Regions from separate parts of the Homo sapiens genome. Here region 1 is linked to region 2. A link is a loop called in an ENCODE intact Hi-C map of the cell type or tissue named here. Cell type or tissue: Calu3. All regions are shown on one strand. Each heading gives the region's core, and the rest is flanking DNA. Links, peaks and the distances in the headings are about the cores only.

Region 1 (2,920 bases), core at 245-2,744, 610 kb after region 2:
GTGCAGTGGCGTGATCTTGGCTCACTGCAAGCTCCGACTCCCTGGTTCAAGCGATTCTCCTGCCTCAGCCTCCTAAGTAGCTGGGATTACAGGCATGCGCCACCACGCTCAGCTAATTTTTATATTTTTAGTAGAGACGGGGTTTCGCCATGTTGGCCAGGATGGTCTCGATCTCCTGACCTTGTGATCCACCCGCCTCTGCCTCCCAAAGTGCTGGGATTACAGGCGTGAGTCACTGCACCTGGCTTCCATCTTTCTTTCTTTTCTTTTCTTTTTTTTCTTTTTTTTTTTTTTTTTTGAGACAGAGTCTCACTTTGTTGCCCAGGCTGGAGTGCAGTGGCATGATTATGCCGCATTGTAAAACAGCCTCGTTGCCTGGGGTAATTACCAAAGGTCTGCATCCTCAACTTCCTGGGCTTAAGTGATCTTCCCATCTCTCAGCCTCCCGAGTAGCTGGGACTACAAGTGTGAGCCATCATGCCTGGCTAATTTTTTTAGAGACTAGGTTTCGCTATGTTGCTTAGGCTGGTCTTGAACTCCTGGGCACAAGCAATTTGCCCACCTCAGTCTCCCGAGGTGCTTTGATTACAGATGTGAGCCACCACGCTCGGTCTCCACCCACCTTTCTTTTGCCATCCTCTGTGCTCATTACCTGGCTTCTTAACCTCATTGTCAGACATTTGATTAATATCAGTATTGCTGAAGCTCAGCTCTAGTGATATTATTCTTAGTCCAAAACTCTTCTGTGACTGGCCATTGCCTCCTTGACGTTTAGGACCCTCTAGAGCAGATCTGCAACCTACCATTCCAGAAGAGTTACCAACAATTCCCTACATGTCCTTTATACTCCAGTCCATTGGAACTTTGGTTTTGCCATTTCTTGAATATACCTCATGCCCTCTTTGTATTTTCATGCACATCATATATGTCACACTACCTATATTTGCACAGATGCCTATATTTGTCTTATTTCCCCTGCTACAGATGGTAACCTTCCTAAGGATAACTACTACCATTTATTGACTAAATACTTTTGCCATGGACTGTGTAAGATACTTTACACCTATCATCTCTAGGTCTTCTAATAATGTAAGGTGGATATTATTAACTTTATTTTTCAGATGGAAAGGCAGACTCAAGAGGTTAGATGATGTCCTTAAGGTCACACAGCTAGCATGTCACAGCTTATGTCTTGGTTGTTTCACCTACATCATCTAGAAAAACACTAAATTGGATAAACAATAATGCTGACACTTGCCTGGCACATAGATGCTAGGCAAACACAAGTATGCATGAATGATGGTGATTCTATCCCTTAAATACAGCTAGCTCACCTTAGATAACTGCCACCAGGTGGCAGTAATTTGCCACGGCTGTACAGTCTGGTCTTATTCAAGATTCGTAAAACGGGAGAGGGGGAGAAGACTACCGAGATTATCCGACCGACTCTCTTTATTTTATGATAAAAATTGAGGATCTGGAAGTTTACTTTATTTATTGAAGATATTTTAGTTAGTAAAAGAACAGAGCTTAAACTCAGATGTAAAACTCCCAAAGTTACTATTTTTTTCATTAGATCAGGCTCATTTTTTACTTCAAAATTTGTAATTTATAATGTTCCCATATATTTTCAATATTAAAAGTATTTGTTAAAGCAGTAAATGCAATACAAATTTAACAAAAGTATTTTATAATAAAATTTTAATCGTTTCTTAGTCAAGTAATATAGTTTTCATGTTTAAAAAATGTTAAAATAGGCTGGGCGCAGTGGCTCATGCCTGTAATTAATCCCAGCACTTTGGGAGGCTGAGATGGGCAGACCATGAGGTCAGGAGTTCAAGACCAGCCTGGCCAACATGATGAAACCCTGTCTCTCTAAAAATACAAAAAAAATTAGCTGGGCATAGTGGCGCACACCTATAATCCCAGCTACTCAGGAGGCTGAGGCAGGAGAATTGCTTGAACCCAAGAGGCAGAGGTTGCAGTGAGCCGAGATCGCACCATTGCACTCCAGCTCTGGGCGACAGAGCAAGACTCCGTATCAGAAAAAAAAAAAAAAAAAAAAAAAGTTAAAATATAGATCATGCAAAAAGGAAAAAATTACCTACAATTCCAACAGCCAAAGATATCATCATTTTGATATATATTCTCCTAGAAGTTTCTTTACTCATAGGTAAACCCATTTTGAAAACATATGATCAAACCTAGACATAATTTGGTAATTTGGTAATCTTTTTTTTTTTTGAGACGGAGTCTCACTGTCGCCCAGGCTGGAGTGCCAGTGGCACGATCTCGGCTCACTGCAAGCTCCGCTTCCCGGGTTCACGCCATTCTCCTGCCTCAGTCTCCCGAGTAGCTGGGACTACAGGTGCCCACTACCACACTGGCTAATTTTTTGTATCTTTAGTAGAGACAGGGTTTCACCGTGTTAGCCAGGACGGTCTCAATCTCCTGACCTCGTGATCTGCCTGCCTTGGCCTCCCAAAGTGCTGGGATTGCAGGCGTGAGACACCGCGCCCGGCCGGTAGTTTGTTAATCTTAACTCTTCTCTCTAATCTTGCTCTCGTAGTTATTAGACTTTTTCTTTATGAGATATCCTCTTTATGAGATATCCTGGATCTTTTAGAATCTTCCCAACTTAAATGTGTTTAGTTGCCATGAAAGACTTTTTAATATTTTTTAATCATATGCTTCTTGAGATAATTCTTCCAGTGAAAATTTGTTTCAGTTATAATTTCTTTTCCATTTTTTCATTCCCTTTTCAGTAAGAAAAAGAGCAACATCAAAACATTGCTTACATACCCATCTCCAGTGGAGAAGCATCTTTTCACAAAAGGCATTTTATCTTCCCTTTTGAGAAGTTACTCCTCCCCATTTCAGCTCTCTTCTTAGGATGATAATACTAGATGGTATTTCTCAG
Region 2 (2,920 bases), core at 224-2,723:
AGTGTGAGATCAACAGCAGCCATCAGAAAACTGTTGACCTACAGGGCTGGAGACTGTGAAAAAAACAGAAAACATTGGGTTCAGGAAGCAAAAGGTGATTATTTCTAGAGTTAATGACAACTTTGGGGGATATGATTTTTGTGAGGCTAGGCCCTTACTCTCAGAGATACAATTCTTCTTCACCATCTCATTTCCCCATCCTGAAAATGATATTTTGGTCTCTACCAAGAACTTTATATAAATATTTTCTTGTGGAATTTTTTCCCCAAAATAGAGCTTCAGCAATGTTTTCATTCCCAGCTGATGGGCTGTTAGACTCATTGTGGGTATTGCTCAGTGAAAATCCTTTGCTAGTAGGCCTGCTTTATGGTAGAAATTGTAGTGGAGGGATGAAGTAACAGTCCTTGTGCTATAACACTCAGATGCCACCTGCTCCACTTTGTTCCAAAGTAGCAATTGGCCTACAGCCCCCCAGAGTTATTATGTTTCTGCCTTGTTCTCTCTCCTCTTCCCCATATCCTCTAGCACAACCTTCCTCTACCCCGAATTCCATATTGGATTATCTTCAAAACTGGGCTGGCATTTTTGCCAGGTTCTCTTCTCTCCTCCTCCTGGACCTGGCTAATTGTAGCATGACCCAGCCTGACCCAGGTCTTCCTTGAAACTGCCTGTTCTACTCAAGAAGCTCAGCCAGCATAGGATGTCTCTTAAGAAGCTGACATGTTGTTTCCTAGCAGGTGCCTTTAGAGAGGGGATGTCTCAGAGTAAAGGAGGCATACTGCTGGGGTCTAAGCAGAACTCTGTTTTCCAAGGGCAATGATGAGGCATTCATGGTTCTTAGATGATTTAATGACAATAATGGTTTTTCTTATCTATTATTCATGTTGTTACTTGTGAGGTATTTAGGGTGAATTTTATAGGTATGCTTTCCAAGGAGGAGAAAGGAGCAAGAACTAACATTTATCGAGCATGCAGTAGGAGTTAGGTTCATATACACTGGATCATATCACAGTGGTTAAGGGCATAGTTTGGAGTGAGTCAGTGCTCGATTCTACACCACAACTACCACTTCCTGGTTATGTGACTTGGGCAAGTCAGTAAATGTCAGATAGCACCTGCTGCATAGGCTTGCTGGGGGGCTTAAATGTGAAACACTTAGTTCAGGACCTGATCTAGAGTTAGTGCTCAGCAGATGTTATTATTATTGTGCACATTTTACATATACAAAACCTAAGTCTCAGAGAGGTTAAATAACTTACTCAAAATCCCACAGCTGGTTCTGGAATTCCCAGATTAATGTTCATCCAATTACATTTTGCTGCTGAGTGCATACTGCTTGTAGGTAGTGGCCCAGTTACAAAGGTTTCCTGAGATATCTAGTCTAGTATTATCTTCTGATAAATGATCTTTGGGCTAAATACACTTTCCCTGGGGGTTTTGGAGGGGTAGATACAGGAAAACCATAGATAGGAAAATATTCTGCCAGCCCTGATCTCATTGATCTGTGAGGGCCAGCTCAGGGGTAGGCTTCCCAACAACCCTAGAACCTCCAAAAATCCCCAGCTCATCTTCCTGTCCAGTCATTTCTCAGAGCTTTAGGAAGCAGTAAGATGCCCTGTAGCCATCATAGGCCTGGAAACTAGACTTGAGCTCTCTGGTCCCCTGGGAGGCAGCAGAGTACAGTGGCTGCCAGCAGAGGCTTTGCAATCAGGCCCAGAGGGATCCCAAGATCATTGCTCAACAGCTGGAGCACCTTGAACAAGTCACTGCCCTTTCTCTCAGCCTCATTTTCATATCTGTAAGGCAGTGAGGAACATAATCCAAGCATCCACAATTTGTTATAATAATTGAACCAGAATGTAGGTAAACTGTCAGGTGTTCCACAAATAGTAGCTCTTATTAATATTATTTTAATCATGACTAATTGAAGAGGATGTTCTAATGCCCTGGAAAAAGCAAACCATCTGCTTTACCCACCCATCTACCTAGAATGAAAAGCAATTCAATCAACGAGCCTTCTCTTGGGCTGTTAGGACTGAGAGAGTGGTCCAGCTGGGCAGGCTCAGCCTAGAGGCTATTCCCCACTTCCAGTTGCAGATCTGGTCTCTTTCACCCTCGTAAAACGCTGTAGCAGAGCTACCCAGGACAGCCAAGGTCTCTAGGCTTTGGGAAGAGAAGGAGCCCACAATGGCCATGACTGCTTTCTTACCTTACTTAGTCCCACTTCGCAACCCCCAACCCTCCCAGGACTCGCACTTTCTGAGGCATGTAGGCTGGTCTGGGCTCCTGGAGTCTGGCCAGCATGGTGCCTACCTAGATGAGCTGGCTCCCCTGGACACCCCATCCTGCAGTCATGAGACCTCTGTAAGGATTCCTATCAGCCAGGCAGGCCCATGTCCTTTCCAGCCTTCTCCAGGCCCACCTGATTTAAAAAATTGTTTTCTTTGGACAATGTTGAGTTTCTTAGCTTCTCCCACTTTGTACTAATTTTTCTTTTTAGTTGCCTAGAATGATGTAAACTCTGCAGTGTGAGGGTTAAGAATATGAGCTTCAAGGGGAGGTAGCTCTGGTTCCAATGGCCATTTTTTCATACTGCCCACATGTACTTAGTGAGATGGGCACTGTATGGAGCATTGGGCCTCGTAAGCCCTCATAACAACCCCATTAGATGGCTGCTGCCAACATATGAGGACATTCAGGCACGGAGAGGTAAAGTAACTTTCTAAAGGGAGCATATAATGAGGTCATCATAGCATAACAGAAGCAACACAGGGACCCAGGGACCCAGGGGAAGGCAGGAAAAATGAGAGGAAGAAAGCAGATGAGGAATGAGGAGGAATGAGAGGTAAATATTCTTGCCCAGAGCCTGTCTCCTCAGCCCCAGGGATGTGGGGTCCAACTGATTTAGCTACTTCCCTCA

Evidence for each region. A loop is a pair of places that touch in the nucleus more often than their neighbours do. Peaks named below come from ENCODE experiments on the same cell type or tissue, not always from the same donor. Only the 100,000 strongest peaks of a DNase experiment are listed, where the experiment ranks them.
Region 1: a loop joins it to region 2, with 4 times the contacts of the local background. A loop is called at or near these places in 8 of 110 quality-filtered maps.

The regions. Positions count from the first base shown.
Region 1 is chr15:48,351,082-48,354,001 of GRCh38, reverse strand. No RefSeq gene overlaps it. Among named protein-coding and RNA genes, the nearest start is that of DUT-AS1, 21 kb to the right of the region's middle. In Calu3, for the core only: CTCF peaks have their summits at 1,141 and 1,348 (motif pointing right); a DNase peak (open chromatin) is centred at 1,351.
Region 2 is chr15:48,964,939-48,967,858 of GRCh38, reverse strand. No RefSeq gene overlaps it. Among named protein-coding and RNA genes, the nearest start is that of SHC4, 2.5 kb to the right of the region's middle. In Calu3, for the core only: a CTCF peak has its summit at 1,644; a DNase peak (open chromatin) is centred at 1,688.